Linked DNA regions of Homo sapiens: region 2 is linked to region 1. A link is a loop called in an ENCODE intact Hi-C map of the cell type or tissue named here. Cell type or tissue: GM12878. All regions are shown on one strand.

Evidence for each region. Hi-C counts contacts between places; a loop is a spot of excess contacts. Peaks named below come from ENCODE experiments on the same cell type or tissue, not always from the same donor. Only the 100,000 strongest peaks of a DNase experiment are listed, where the experiment ranks them.
Region 2: a loop joins it to region 1, with 11 times the contacts of the local background. A loop is called at or near these places in 1 of 110 quality-filtered maps.

The regions. Positions count from the first base shown.
Region 1 is chr5:108,517,987-108,525,986 of GRCh38, reverse strand. No RefSeq gene overlaps it. Among named protein-coding and RNA genes, the nearest start is that of FBXL17, 140 kb to the right of the region's middle. In GM12878, a CTCF peak has its summit at 3,954 (motif pointing left); DNase peaks (open chromatin) are centred at 2,383, 3,906 and 4,466; H3K27ac peaks cover 1,583 bases.
Region 2 is chr5:109,167,798-109,175,797 of GRCh38, reverse strand. All of the region lies in intron 17 of FER (FER tyrosine kinase), which reads right to left. LOC124901040 (a long non-coding RNA gene) reads left to right here. Exons shown (of 2, transcript XR_007058897.1): 1 at 1-8,000. Among named protein-coding and RNA genes, the nearest start is that of PJA2, 240 kb to the left of the region's middle. RefSeq lists an enhancer at 4,729-5,284. In GM12878, no CTCF peak of the experiment used is centred here; no DNase peak of the experiment used is centred here.

The sequences.
Region 1 (8,000 bases):
TATTTCTCCCATTTGCTTTTGAAAGAAGAGAAATATGGCTCTGTTCCACCTGGCTCACAGGTGGTCAGAGTTTAAGGTTATCTCTCTTATTCCGTGAATAATTCCTGTTATCCTGTTCTTCTTTCAAGGTGCCCAGATTTCATATTGTTCAAACACACGTGCTCTACAATTTGTGCAGGTAACGCAATTATCACAGGGTCCTGAGGCAAACATACATCCTCCTCAGCTGACAGGATTAAGAGATTAAAGTAAAGACAGGCCTAGGAAATCACAAGGGTATTGATTGGGGAAGTGATAAGTGTCCATGAAATCTTCACAATTTGTGTTTAGAGATTACAGTAAAGACAGGCATAAGAAATTATAAAAGTATTAATTTGGGGAACTAATAAATGTCCATGAAATCTTCACAATCCATGTTCTTCTGCCATGGCTTCAGCCGGTCCCTCCGTTCGGGGTCCCTGACTTCCCGCAACAGAGGAGTTATTGTTTAATGAGTATAGAGATTCAGTTTGGGGTGATGAAATGGTTGCATAATATTGTGAGTGTAATTAATGGCACTGAATTGTACACTTAAGAATAGTTAAAATTCCATTTTTTTCACATAACCACATTTTGGTCAAATTTTTTAATGCCAAATTTTATGTTATATACATTTTACCATAATTTTTAAAAATTAATAATATAATACGCCAAAGCCATTAAATTGTACATTTAAAATTGGTGAATATTATATGTGGAGTATATCTCAGTAAAACTATTACTAAAAAACACACACACAAACAACTATGGCTGCTGAAACCAAAAATGTCTCTTAAATGTTACTTACACACATGCACACAAATAAATAGATTTGTATATTTCATCTCTAATCTCAAGCAAGCTTTCCTAAACCCCTCTAGTCCCATTAGAGTTAATCCTATCCATGCATTTCCTTCATAGCATTACCACAGTTGGAATTACCATGGTTGAAACTAGATGTCTAGCTCCATGAGAACAAGGGCTGTTAATTCATTACTTTTAATTCACTACTGCTTCCAAGTGGGTAGCATAGTGTCTGGAATAAAATTGTTGTTGAATGGATGGATGGATGGATGGATGGATGGATGGATGGATGGATGACTTATTGGGCTTAAAGTCTGCATGAATAGCTGTGAGTCTTGTTGGTTGATAATTTAACACTTGCAGAATTTATGGGTTAAACAGGACAAAGAGAGTTCAAATAAGGAAGTGAATATCACCTGATTCTTAAAATTGCCTTAAGAACTTACCCCAAGAGACATACTTATAAGCATACTGAATACAGTGTGAAACATTATTAAAGAAAGAGTCACCCAAATCTGATTTGAAAAGTAAGGCAAGAGGTTTCTGATGGTGCTATTTTGTAGTTGGATAAAAGATTCACTTATACATTATAAGAAAAATGAGTTTGGGAGATAAAATATTAAGAGGAACTTTAAACTCTAGAAACAAACAAAGATAAGCTATTGATATGAGAGGGAAACTACAGAAAGAGGTCAAGAGATCTGATTTATTTAAAGAAACAACATTTCAAGTAGAAAAACTCTAAAAAAAAAATCTAACTTGAGAGGAAAACAGACTTTAGATTGAAGAGGTCTGAAGAATAGTAAGGCAAGAGCAGAGGGCAAACTCAAACTGAAAATTGGAAAAATATTCCTGGAGCTAATTACAGTCATAAAGTGGAACCATTTCCCTAAAGAGGTAATTATAGTAAACTCAGTAGCGACGTTCAAATGGAAATTAAATGTTTATGGAAGACGTGGTGTTCATTTTTCTGATAGAGGAAGTTCTTCTGGCTGACTCATGAGTTCATTACCCTCTTCATTTTCTTCTATTTTTTTGCCTCTTATGAAGTTTTCCATTGTATCTGAGACTGGGTCTGACAAGTGTTTTACAATTGTGCGCTTGGTCAGTATTTTACATTTTATAGGAGACATTAGTTTAAATACCATATGTAAAACTTCACCAAAAAAACTAGGTCAGTGAAGGTATGCAATATCATTTCTCGGCTTCAATTCAGTGCAAGAAACTACCTCAGGCCAAAGCTTCCCAATCTAAAGGACATTGAAGACTAGTGAAATACTCAAAATCTCTTATTCAGATAGTTCTACATTCTATATTCCGTAGAAAAGTACTACATTTTTATACTTCAAGATACAAATTGTGATTTCTGGTTCAAATAGCAAATTTAGAACTAATGCTTATCTCTTCTCTCTCCCTAGACCTCAGTGAAATGATAGTAAAGAATTAAACCCATATCATATCAGTGGAGGAGAGATTCTGAGACATTTCTAGAAAATGAAAAAGAAAGAAAGTCTGTTGACAGATTGAATAAAGCAAAGACAAGACAACTCTGAGCTGTGCATGTGAAATCAGAATGCTGATATTCTGCAGAAGCTTGGGGAAGCAGGTACTATGAGAAAGTCAGATGGAAAGGGGAACCAAAAAGAGTGAGGGGGTGATGGACCTTGTGCCTCTGAATAGCTCCTCTCCCAGGTTCTTCTCTCTAGGATACCAAGAATTTCATTCCCAGGCAAAAAATCAGGGGGCTCTTCTCTTAGGAATTTAGTCAACTGTCAGAGGAGAATTAGAGTTATTAGAGTACATGTGTGCAGCCACTACCATTCTGACATTTGGAGGCCACTCCTGCGTTATGGCCAGCTCCCTGTCTGCCCCCACTCCCCATGGATGTAGAGCTCCTGGTCAGCCATCCTGATGATGCTAAAGAACCAATGAGAAAAACAGCAAAGGCACTCCAGGCCAGCTCTTTGGAAATCAACACTGTCAGACAAAATCACAGACAGATTAGGAAACCATCACCATTGAGGGGAAAAAAAGGTATTATACAGATGAAACAAAAATCCTATGAAAACGGAAGAATCAGAAGTGGTCCTTGAGAAAAACAGAACGGATCCAAGACAACAAATAGCAAAAGTAAGGGGAATAGATGTTCTGACATTATTAAAAAAAAAAAAAAAAAAGAACAAAAGTAGGCCAGGCGCAGTGGCTCACACCTGTAATCCCAGCACTTTGGGAGGCTGAGGCGGGCAGATCATGAGGTCATGAGTTTGAGACCACCCTGGCCAACATGGTGAAACCCCGTCTCTACTAAAAATAAAAAAATTAGCTGGGCATGGTGGTGGGCGCCTGTAATCCCAGGTACTTGAGAGGCTGAGGTAGGAGATTGTTTGAACCTGAGAGGCAGAGGTTGCAGTGAGCCGAGATCACGTCATTGCACTCCAGCCTGGGCGACAGGGCGAGACTCTGTCTCAAAAAAACAAAAACAAACAATAACAACAACAACAAAACGAAAGTAAATTATTCTTCTATCAAGAAGAATAAATTAGAACTTCAGGGGGAAAAAACTTTGTAATAAAGCAAATTGAACTATGGCAAGATTTGGATGGAAAATATGAAGATAATTCAGGTAGACATATTCATTATAGGAATATTAGTCTTTGAGTGACCCAGGACATGGGTTCTAATTGTTCCATTATTGAAGAGGTTTTGTCTTATAGTCTTCAGGTCAATAGGCTCTATAGTTTGATCATTACTAGACTGTTCTGACTGGCTTGGAACCAAGCACTTTGCCTAGGTACTACAGTGTTCAGGAACTCCCAACTGCATGTATATGCAAAGTGGTGGAGACTGATGTGTGCCTTATACCTATACACCCCCACAATAATGAGTGTGTCACATCACTCTTCAGGTGGCCTCCACCACTCCCAGACTTTACTAGTTTCAGAGAATGTTGTCTTGAGCAGTCCAGAGAAGTAGGGAAACGAATTGCTGTGCCCCATAAAGGATTCTGCGCAATGGAATTTGACCTTTGGCTTTTCCATTCCCAGTTTTCTGTGCCATATAGCCCTATCTTCAAGTATAATTACAAGAGAGGTAGGGCCACATGCCTTTAAGTCTTTATAAATGGTGACCTCTCCTGGCTACTAACGGTATGGCACATATACATAAAGCCTCTCTTCTGGAAAAGGAGTATCTTAACCCCATACAAAATGTCTTAAGGATCTAGAGGACAAGTGGACAAATCAACAGAAGTATTTATTGATTTTACTCTAGTGTTGGTACATCACGCAAAGCTATTAAAAATACTTTTAAGAATTCTGAAAGATTCCTGCTGCATGATTTCTTGGAATAAACTATTATTATGACATAAACTATTATTATGAAAACCATTCATCTGTGCTTCATAAATGACAGGGAAAAAAGTCCACACTACTTATATCAAGCAAGATCTGACAATTAGGACTTTGTTAGACCAAAAGAATGAAAATGTAGTTTATAGGCTCTGGAGCTGGCAGTTCAGGCTTCGAACTTGATTCTGCCATTTACTGTCTGAGTGACCTTGGACATGTTACTATACCTGTCTGAGTTTCAATTCCGTAAAATGAGATCACATACACTACTGTGGGAAACCAAAATAGGCCACCCCAAAATACACTTCTTTGGCATATTTCGAGATGGCTGTTCAGAGGGACTGCAGACACAGGAATAGATCTGAAAGCTGTCCTTTTGTGAGGGAGATTTGCATCTGTAGAGGAAATCTGCACTCATGAAGTAAACAGCAGATGCAAACATCCTTTCTCTGAGGCTCCCTTATCTGCCTTATCTGGTTTTAGAAAAGAAAACGCACAGGAAAAAGACTGTAAAGGTCTGGCACTTTAAAAGTTCAGATACAGAAACTTTTACTCCAGCCAGCCTGAGGGCTGCTCCCCAAGGAAATGCATCCGTATAACAGATAACCTTGGTATTTCCTCCCCTCATCTCCCCATAACCCCTGTAACCTGCGGCCACTTCACCCAGGAGCTCCAAGGCTCTATTTCTCTCTGTACAGTGTAAAAACTTCAGTCATGTGACCCTTCGTTGAGTCTCATATTTTGTGTGGCTCCCATGCACATGTGCACATTAATAAATTTGTATGCCCTGTCTCCTGTTAATCTGTCTATTGTCAGTTGTTTTATAGACAGAAATTATCAAACCTTCAGAAGCAGAGGGAGAAAATTTCCTTTTGCCTCTACACTATTTACTGCATAGATTGTGTGGGTTAAATGAAATAACATCGTTACGTAAAAAAACTTAACATAGTCCCAGGCACTTTTTTTTTTTTTTTTTTTTTTTGGAGATAGGGTCTTGCTCTGTCACTCAGGCTAGAGTACAGTGGGGTGATCATGGCTCACTGCAGCCTTAAACTCCTGGGCTCAAATGATTCTCCCATCTCAGCCTCCCAATTAGCTGGGGCCACCAGCATGAGCAGCCATGCCCGCTAATTTTTTTATTTTGTAGAGATGGGGTCTCCCTGTGTTGCCCCGGCTGGTCTCAAACTCCTGGGCTCAAGCAATCCTCCCGCCTCGGCCTTTCAAAGTGCTGGGATTACAGATGTGAGCCATCACACCTGACCTGACCATTCACTTCTATCAGAAAATAAAATTGGATACCGTATCCCCAAAATATTTATATTTCTTTAAAATTATATCCATGTAGCCCAATTTGTTACACACAATCCAAAAAATTAAAACAGAACTGTTTAAAGGATACAATACAGAATAAATATAAATAAAAGTTTTATTACTTTCTTTCTACATCCCAATGAGTTATCTTATGCAAATCCTTGCATACATGTACCCTACTATGGAGACTACTACAATAAAGGCACAAAATGAGAGGCATTTCCCAAAAGATCTAGGTTTGAATCCAAGCCCATAATTCTCCTCTGTAATCTCCTACTCTCCCTCTCTAAACTTACCTTTCACTGCTACAAAAGGTAAATCCCATAGCATAAGGAGCTTTCTTTCTGCAATCCTGGTAAGCCACACTCACTGCAATTGAAGGCTCAGCTCCTTGGCTCAGGAGCCCTCCAGGAGGCCCCTTAGTGACCTCCCCAACACATGGGGTCCCATGTTAGTCTTGTCCTGCCTATAGCCAGGCCCACGTGAGTATATGCTATCTTGGACTCTGTGATGGTTAACATTGAGTGTCGACTTGATTGGATGGAAGGATGCAAAGTATTGTTCCTAGGTGTGTCTGTGAGGGTGTTGCCAAAAGAGATTAACATTTGAGTCAGTGGACTGGCAAAGGCAGACCTACTCTCAGTCTGGGTGGGCACCATCTAATCAGCTGCCAGTGTGTCTAGAATAAAGCAGGCAGAAGAAGTTGGAAAGAGCAGAGTTGCCGAGTCTTCTGGCCTTCATCTTTCTCCCATGCTGGATGCTTCCTGCCCTCAAACATTGGACTCCAAGTTCTTCAGCTTTTGGACTCTTGGATTTACACCAGGGTTTTCCAGGGGCTGTCGGACCTTCAGCCACAAACTGAAGGCTACACAGTCAGCTTCCCTACTTTTGAGGTTTTTGGACTCAAACTGGCTTCCTTGCTCCTCAGCTTGCAGAAGACCTACTGTGGGACTTCAACTTGTGATTGTGTGAGTCAATACTCCTTAATAAAGTCCCCTTCATAAACACATATGTCCTATTGAAGCGGCGTCATTCATCTGGGGTAATACCCGAGGTTTGCTGCCTCATGCCAAGGAAATCAAGGACACGGACACATGTGGAATGAGGTTAACAGCAGAGGTTTAATAGGCAAAGGAAAGAGAAAAGAGAATAGCTCTCTTTCCTGCAGAGAGAGGGGCTCCTGAGTGGGTCTTCTGGTTCTGTGGTGAAATGCGTGGGGTTTAATAGACTAGCTTGATGAGGCAGTGTCTGATTTACACAGCGCTCAAAGATTGGTTGGACCAGGTGTGACATTTACACAGTACGTGAAGAAGCTGGCTACTCCATGCTAATCTTTTATTATGCAAATGTATTTTTACCTGGCTGGTACCATGTTGTCTGCTCCTTACTGTACACATGGTTGATAAGGAAAAGGGAAGATGGAGCCACCATGTTGAACATGCCTGTAGCCCCAGGTAGACTTTTCCTGTTGTCACAGCTGCTGACATTCACCCACGCAAGCTTCCAGCTTCCTCATCTATGTTTGCAGCTCAATTTTACAGGCTGCTTTTTGTTAGAAAATAAATGATTTGGGGGCTGCTTTTTAATAGAAGGGAAACCTTACCAAGGACTTCCTTTACCCTCACTATCTGCCTAATTTCTTTTTAACTCCTATATCACTATTAGTTCTGTCCCTCTAGTTCTGTCCATGACTAATACAGACTCTTTGGCTTGTATGTCTACATATCTTGTCTCTCCAGCAAGGCTATTGTTACCAAATGCAGGTTCAACCACTCGCAGCTTACAAAACCAACTAGCAAGGTTGAGGTATGGTAGGAGAGTGACTTTATTATAAACCAAAGCTAGCAGTGGGGAAAATGATCCAGGCTCTTGCCTTAATGGAACCGCTTCAAGTTTCCAGGTGAAATGCAAGGGTTTATGAAGGGAAAGTTTTGGCATAGAGGGTATGTAGGGGTGAGGCAGTGCAGGTCTACGTGATTTGTTCCAATGACTTTTCTTGAGTTATTGCCCCATATGGTGAATGGGTTGGCATCATCTCAGGCTCGGTTGGGTTGTAAGTTAACTGTAGCCTTGAAGCAATCCCTTGGTGGGGGAGATTTCCACAGGTGCCTGTGTCAGAGGTGTTTGAACCAGAGCACCTCCGTCTTAAATAGGGGCTGCGTAAAATAAGGCTGAGACATATGGGGCTGCATTCCCAGAAGGTTAGGCATTCTAAGTCACAGGATGAGTTAGGAAGTCAACAGAAGATATGGGTCATAAAGATCTTGCTGATAAAACAGGTTGCAGTAAAGAAGCCAGCTAAACCCCACCAAAACCAAAAAGAGTGACTTCTGATCGTCCTCACAGCTACACTCCCAGCAGTGCCAATGACAGTTTACAAATGCCATGGCAATGTCAGAAAGTTACCCTATATGGTCTGAAAGGGGAGGCATGAATAATCCACCTCTTGTTTCACATATAATCAAGAAATAACCATAAAAATGGGCAATCAGCAGCCCTCAAGGCTGCTCTGCCTATGGA
Region 2 (8,000 bases), 650 kb before region 1:
AAATGGTATCCCACTGTGGTTTTGATTTGCATTTCCATAATGATTAGTGTTGAGCTGTTTGAGTTTCTTGGATATTCTGGATTTTAGTCCCTTGTCAGATGAATAGTTTGCAAATATTTTCTTCCATTCTACAGGTTGTCTCTTCACTATGCTGATTGTTTCCTTTGCTGTGCAGAAGCTTTTAAATTTAATATAGTCCCATTTGTCTATTTTTGTTTTAGTTGCCTGAGCTTTTGAAGTCTTAGCCATAAAACCTTTGCCTAGACCAATGTCCTGAAGCATTTCTCCTATGTTTTCTGAAGTAGTTTTATAGTTTCAGATCTTATTTTAAGTCTTCAATCCTTTTTTATATATGGTAAAAGCATCAACTTTTAAGTATTACATCATTTATTAGCTCTTGGAGGTTTGGAAATTTACTTACTCTTAGCTTTAGTTTTCTCATTTGTGAAATGGGGATAATAATTGTACCTACAACATGAGGTTTTTGTGAGAATTAAATGAAATATATAAACCACTTAAACAGAAAGTAGTCAGTGTCAATAAATGTTAGTCACACACACATACAAAACTGTACGTTCATCATAGGAAGACTTGAATTTAGCCTCAGAAACAATGCATCGGGGAATCTGCCTCTTTTCCCTTTCTAATTAGATTCAACTAAATTTGACAATTTTCTCTTCACATGAATATAAAAGACACTCAGTTTAGTTCTCCTAAAACCAACTTAAATAGTATTTACTATATGCTGGGTACTATTTGAAGCACTTTTTATACGTTAAGTCACTCAGAAATTACTGTACTTATGATCTCCATTCCTATAGATGATAAAACTGAAGCCCAGGAAGCTAATCAACTTGCCCAAGGTCACAAAGCCCGTAAGCGGAGGAAAGCAGAAATTGAATCCCAGCAGCGCAGCTCCAGAGTCTGTAATTTTAGCCACCTACTATGCTTCTCAATTTAGCTAATAATTCTCTTTCAGAATGTAATCAAATGACACACACCTTAACCCATGGCCAATGGCTATAACTTTTGAACTTTAAATAAGAGCCAAAATGGATGACCTTTAGGAAAGGAAGTGACACTTCAGACTCCCTCCCTGCCCCCTAAAAAACAACAAAACAACCTACATAATACACATATAAAAATCTGTTTTCTAATGAAGCAGCCAAATGTCACCAACGGCTTTGAAACAATATGAGTGTCCTGATGAAGGACAGTAGGATTGCCTGTTTCTGGCAAAATTTTGCACACAGTAACAGAAGTGGAACCATAAACTGTCTCTTAGAGCACACCAAGAAACTGAGGTTGGGCAAGGTGGGGTGTCTTTGGCAATAGAGGTGGTATGTTGAGCCCTTTTTTAAAAAACAAAAACAAAAACAAGGCAATACCATAGCCACTATTTAGCTGAAAGTGATGGGATCAGAGATTGACCAAAAAATAAATGGCTAGCCAGCTTCTTCTGCATGTCAGATGTTGCTTATTTCCATTTCAGAATCTACCTTATTTCCTTTGAACAGAATACATAAATATGGAATCTCCCTACATTTCTCATTTCAGTGCACTGCTGATCTCACTGTGTTTTCCACTCATCATACTGTTCCTCACCTCTTCTCTTCCCTTTGCGACCTCCTTTACCGCACTTCATACCTCTCTCTGGCAAGTTCTGTGCCCATTACTAACAGGGCACTTATTTCTAAAAGTGGCCCCAAAGGAAGCCTGCAGCTGTAAATTAGTACCATTATGGAAGCGTGTCTGTTCTCTCTCTTTGAAGAACTGTTCCAGTGCCACAGACTTCTGGGAGGATGAAAACAGAAGTCCCGCCTCTTTGAATGCAGCTATCAACTGATGTAGAGTGAGAGCATAATTTGTGCTTTTTTGTTCAGGGTTGGTTCAATGCCCTACAGATATTTATTGTGAGAGCAAATGACTGCTTATTCTTGAAGGATCTCTCCTGCTACCTGTCAGGACGCTCAGAATACAGTCTTCCCATTTACTTAAAGCCACTGTTAAAATGCATGTATGTTACTTGTGGGGGGGGGGGAGGTACATATTATACCACTTACTCATATTTTAGCAGAAATTATTTGAATAGATAATTGAATAGACATCACAGTCTTAAGGGATTAGGAGGACAGGGCTGATATGTTCTGACAGTGGGAAAAAATAAGAGAAAACTGGTTGAGCAGGCCTGGGTGAGGCATGAAGTAGGCTTTTAAGGAATAGTCAATTTGGGCACTGGGAGAATTCTGAAGGTTATGACAGAGCACTGGGTGGGGACAACAATGCAGACATAACTTATAAAAAAATTTGTATAGGGCTAAGCCCTGCTGTATTTATTCTCTATCGGGTTATTTCGTCTCAATAGCAGAGGAAGATCCTACTGGTGGCTTGGATGCCTCAACCATTGAGTCCATTTACTATATTGGAGTAAGATTCCTCTCTCTGGAGAAACAGAGGCCTGTGGTGATTCCCTTCAATGAGGTTGCTGCCTAATGGCTGGAACACAAAACAACCAAGTTGTTGCCTGACACAGCTGACTGAATGGGAATCACTTATGGAAAATACTGCAAGTCATCTGGCTTCCCTTAAAATGGCCATGCTCAGCACAGAGAAGTGCTTGCTGCTTTTGGATCTTTTATCTCATTTCCTTGGGTGAGTTCCCTGTAAGAGAATTCTGGTTGGACATTTACAAGTGCAGATTCCACATATTCTTTTCTTTAGCTTAGAAATCATATTCCTAGATAAAGAAAGAGAACTCATACTAAATATGAATGTTGAGATAACTCGGAACCAAACATATAGTGATAAAGCTTGTCTTAAATTTACCTGAAAAACCCAAGTGGACCTTTCTTTGCATTTAATTACTGTGATTAATCTGGATGGTTTATAGTTTATGAAATGGGTACTAAATTTGTATAGTCAGATATAAATTTCTCTCAGTCAATATTTCTGCTCCCTATCACCTGTGGGCCACATTGTGAAATGAAATACCAAATCTCCAGGCACAAATTTTAAATAAATATTGATCTATTGTTAAACCTCTTAATAAAGATTCTGGTCTAAAGGAACTTGGTGGGGGTACAGATTAAAAACATTTAAGTAAATGTTTTAATCTCTTCAGTTCACAGAAACATATAAAAAATTTTTTTCTTTTTATTTTATTATTATACTTTAAGTTTTAGGGTACATGTGCACAATGTGCAGGTTAGTTACATATGTATACATGTGCCATGCTGGTGTGCTGCACCCAGTAACTCGTCATTTAGCATTAGGTATATCTCCTAATGCTATCCCTCCCCCCTCCCCCCACCCCACAACAGTCCCCAGAGTGTGATGTTCCCCTTCCTGTGTCCATGTGTTCTCATTGTTCAATTCCCACCTATGAGTGAGAACATGCAGTGTTTGGTCTTTTGTCCTTGCGATAGTTTACTGACAATGATGATTTCCAGTTTCATCCATGTCCCTAAAAAGGACATGAACTCATCGATTTTTATGGCTGCATAGTATTCCATGGTGTATATGTGCCACATTTTCTTAATCCAGTCTATCATTGTTGGACATTTGGGTTGGTTCCAAGTCTTTGCTATTGTGAATAGTGCCGCAATAAGCATACGTGTGCATGTGTCTTTATAGCAGCATGATTTATAGTCCTTTGGGTATATACCCAGTAATGGGATGGCTGGGTCAAATGGTATTTCTAGTTCTAGATCCCTGAGGAATTGCCACACTGACTTCCACAATGGTTGAACTAGTTTACCTTCCCACCAACAGTGTAAAAGTGTTCCTATTTCTCCACATCCTCTCCAGCACCTGTTGTTTCCTGACTTTTTAATGATTGCCATTCTAACTGGTGTGAGATGGTATCTCACTGTGGTTTTGATTTGCATTTCTCTGATGGCCAGTGATGATGAACATATCAAATTTTACTGGGTAATTTAATAACAAAACTGAGCTCTGTCTTAAGCAAACAAATTAAAGGCCACTAGCTGTCTGAGGCTACAATAAAATGCACTACAAGGACCTGGCTCAGAAGTTAGTCTCAGTATTGATGGCAATAGCGTCTACTCCTAAAAGACTTCTGGAAGAGAGATTTAAAAAACATACACCCGCTCCCATTCTGAGACTATGAAGTGAAAACAGAAGTACTTGCCTGAGTGACAAATAACATAACTTAAAATGTTATACTTGGATGCAATAAGTTACCTGAGCAACAGACAGAAAAAAGTGACAAAACCACTTCTTACTGAATAGCCGTCATGATAATGGCTGTCATTTATTGAGTCCTTTATATGTGCCAGATACCATTTTAAATGTCTTTCATATAACCCATGCTCTTTCAATACTCAACTTCATGCATACTAATCTGTACACTAAATACTTCCACAGATTTTTTCCATAAGCAGTGATACAAACATTTGCATTGTTGGAAGTTCTGGACTAGGGATTAACAGAGTTTTCACCCAGTGTTTTCTTTAATAAGCTGTATAAGCTTATGTGTTCCATATTTTCCTGGACCCTGGAAATGAGAGCACCAGTTCTTGATTTTCTGAGCATGAGGGCTGCTGAATGATGTCGAACAATTTTATGATCCTTTGCACCACACATCAACCCTGATGTCATGTTTTATAATGGCTGACAGCAAAAATACAACATGATGAAAAGCTACTAAGAATTTGACAATGTTTTGAAGTGAATTTACACTCTACTAATCACAACAGTAAAAGAATAGTGCACATAGATAGATATATGCAAGACATTATTCTGTATCAGGTGATGCTGAATAGACACTTGGAACACTTGCAATAATTTGGAGGAACCACGGGTCCATGGTGCACCAGCTGGTGGCTAGCATATGACCCTTTCAACTCTAACGTCCTGTATACTCCAGGTTAAAGGCACTGTCTTCCTGTAACTAGCCAGATGAATCTAGCCTCACAGAGGTGGTAGATGGTCCTGGCAAAGAGCTTTCCATGTTGACAATACAACAGTGGGTGTCAGCAGCTAATGAATGCAAGTCACACTCAGAGGGTAAGTTAAAAGATTTCCACTACCCAGGAGCTCAACTATAGCAATGGAAGTATCCTCTAGCTTGCCTTTGCTGAGTAACTGTGGGTTACAACCAAGAAATCACACTTCCCAACCCTGTAAGAATATTGGTAACCATTGATTGACACCTATTATGTGTCAGGCACAATGCTAGGAACTTAACCTATTATCCCTAATCCTAACAATCACACTCAGAGGCATAGATGTCTTTGTATATGGATACAGAAACAGGCTCAGAGATTAAATAACTTGCCCAAGATCACATAGCTGGTAAGTGGCTGAGTATGGAATCTGTTTTGCTCCAAAGCTCTAGTTCTTTGTTTTCCACAGTGTTTAGTGTTCTTTTGGTTTCTTTGAAATACTATTCATTTTATCTTGATAAAAGTTATACTCTTTAATCCCTGAGTAGATAGATTTCTGCCATTTTGTTCCTGGGAACTATTTTCTTTCCCATTTAAGATGAATGAAATAAAGCCCCTGACTTGGCACTTAGGCTATGGAATAAGAATATATTGGGAGGACTAAAATATGCATTTTTTTCTATTCTATTTTCTATAAGGGCATATAACAATTCCTCCATAATCATTTGTTATGGTTTATAATTTCATGAAGTGATATACATAGTCACACTAAGACCTAAATTAAGATATAAAAGGCACATAAAGATACAGAGCAACTGTGTAATCTGTGATGCACAAGGTGCCATAATGAGCCTCAAGAACATTTAAATTTTTATAGTCTGCAAAATGTTCAGCTACTAATGAATAAATACACCCTAATTATAGTGGAATGCACCTAGATTTAGATACTGAATGTTCTGCAGTGGTTAACTCTTTGCAAGATTTTCTTCTTTGTACAAGGGATGCCACTGACTTTGTACTTTACCAAGAGTGCCAATAATGGACTACGTCCCCTAAATTCTCCCAACCAGACACAGCTACATGGTCAGCTTGCACATTTACCTCTGGTTTTCTGACTCCTAGGCCACACTCCTGGGTGGCAAATGGCAAACTCTTCATCTGGCATATCATCACAAAAAGCATTTTTAGAGTAGTTTTGGTCCCAACATACAAAGGGGAAATATATTTATTGTAGCACCAGTATTCTGTTAATGGAAAACAGTTTTCAGTATTTATAGGAATTCAAAAGAAGTAATGACTTTTTTATGTATCTCAGCAGTTCTTTCCTTGCCTCCCATTTACATTCTTTTAAAATGAAATTTTCATTATTCCCATTTCAATTTCTAATGTTGCTTTCTATGTTTATGAAGTAATATCCCAGGTGACTTTATAATAAATTTCCCTTCAGTCCTATGATTGCTCGCAGTGTAGAAAACTGAAATAGAGTCTAAGTTATGAATACAGGTCTATTTTATAATAATTCATTTTTATCTTGAAACAAAGATCTGAAATTCAATTTCTTTTCTGTCTCTATATATTTTCTTTCCATAGTCAGGAAAGCTTTCTTTATCTTTGTTCAATTTAATTCTGCATTATATTTGATAAGACTTTATGGTATTAAGACTTGATTTCATATGCATAGCTACTTTTCTTGTAGCTCTACAAGATAAAGGTTTTTAAAAATATTTACCTAAAATATTCACCCAATGTCCTTCCATGATTGTTATTCATTTTGTGATTCTTTGATGTAATCCACAAAAAATCTGCATTGTGCATTCATGAAGGATTATTTGTCTGAGCAAATATTAACTTTGCATATACATGTGTCCTTTTGGTCTCTTAATGAAATTTGCTTTTACTAACTTGCAGACCACAGTTACATAAAAGTGTCTGAAAGACTCCAGGTGGACAAAATAATTTCTATAAATGTAAAATTTATCATGCCTGAAGGGTTTGGAAGAATTTGGCAAATTTATAGCAATTTCCAAATTACAGGAAGAATAATGTGACAGCTGCTTGACAGCATTCAGCAACAGTGTACAGCAATGTAGGCAAGTGGGTATCATAGGATCTTGGTGAAATTCAATGTGAATTACTTATGTAAGAACTAAGACATAGGATTTTAAAATTCTGTGAAACATCAAATGGTCATTTTAGTGCTGTTAGGTAGTAGGCCTTTTAGATTATTCAAAATATTTTTTATACATGCCAGTTTATGATAAATAATATCTTGAAGAATACAAATGAAGAGGTATGGGGAAGGGGATTCCATGCCCTCTCTGGGTGCACCACCCTCCAGCACCTCCCTCATCTTTAGCTATCTGGAAGCTCTGGAAACACTGTCCTTTTGGGTTTTTATGGAGGCTTCAATACACAGGCATGACTGATTAAACCACTGGTGACCAATTTACTTTCAGCCCTCCTTCACTCCCCAGAGATTGGGGGATGGAGACAAAAGTCCCAACCCTCCAGTCATGCCTTGGTCTTTCTGGTGACTAGGCCCCATCCTGAAGCTCCCTAGGGGTTGCCAGCTGTCAGTCAACTCATTAGCATATAAAAAGACGTCATTTATGCCAGGAAAAGGGGACAAAGACCAATATATATTTCACAATATCACAGTCAACTCCCAGTCTTCTAACGGGATCTGTTACATCCAAAGAATATATGACTTAAAAGATACCGGGACATTACTAGAATTCATTTAGTCATTAATACTGTAATTTGTCCAGTCCATCATATTGTATGAATATGTCTCCTAAAGTGAGGCCACTCAGGTTTGCAGGCTTCCAAAGCAGGAGTGGTCTCAGAAAACATACAGGTTCACTCTTTCAGGCATTTGGTATAATTAAGCTAAGAGACAGTGTCATCTCTTGCTCTGAGCCTCTTTTAAGGTAATATAATATTGGATTTCTCTCATATAATTCATTTGTTCATTTCTTTACCCTCAGCTATTTTTCCTTCTGTTCATTCATACTGAAACTTTTCTACCTTTGGAAGGGACACTAGGTTTGACTACCCTGCTTGTCTAGACTATAGGCAACAATCCTAGTCCAC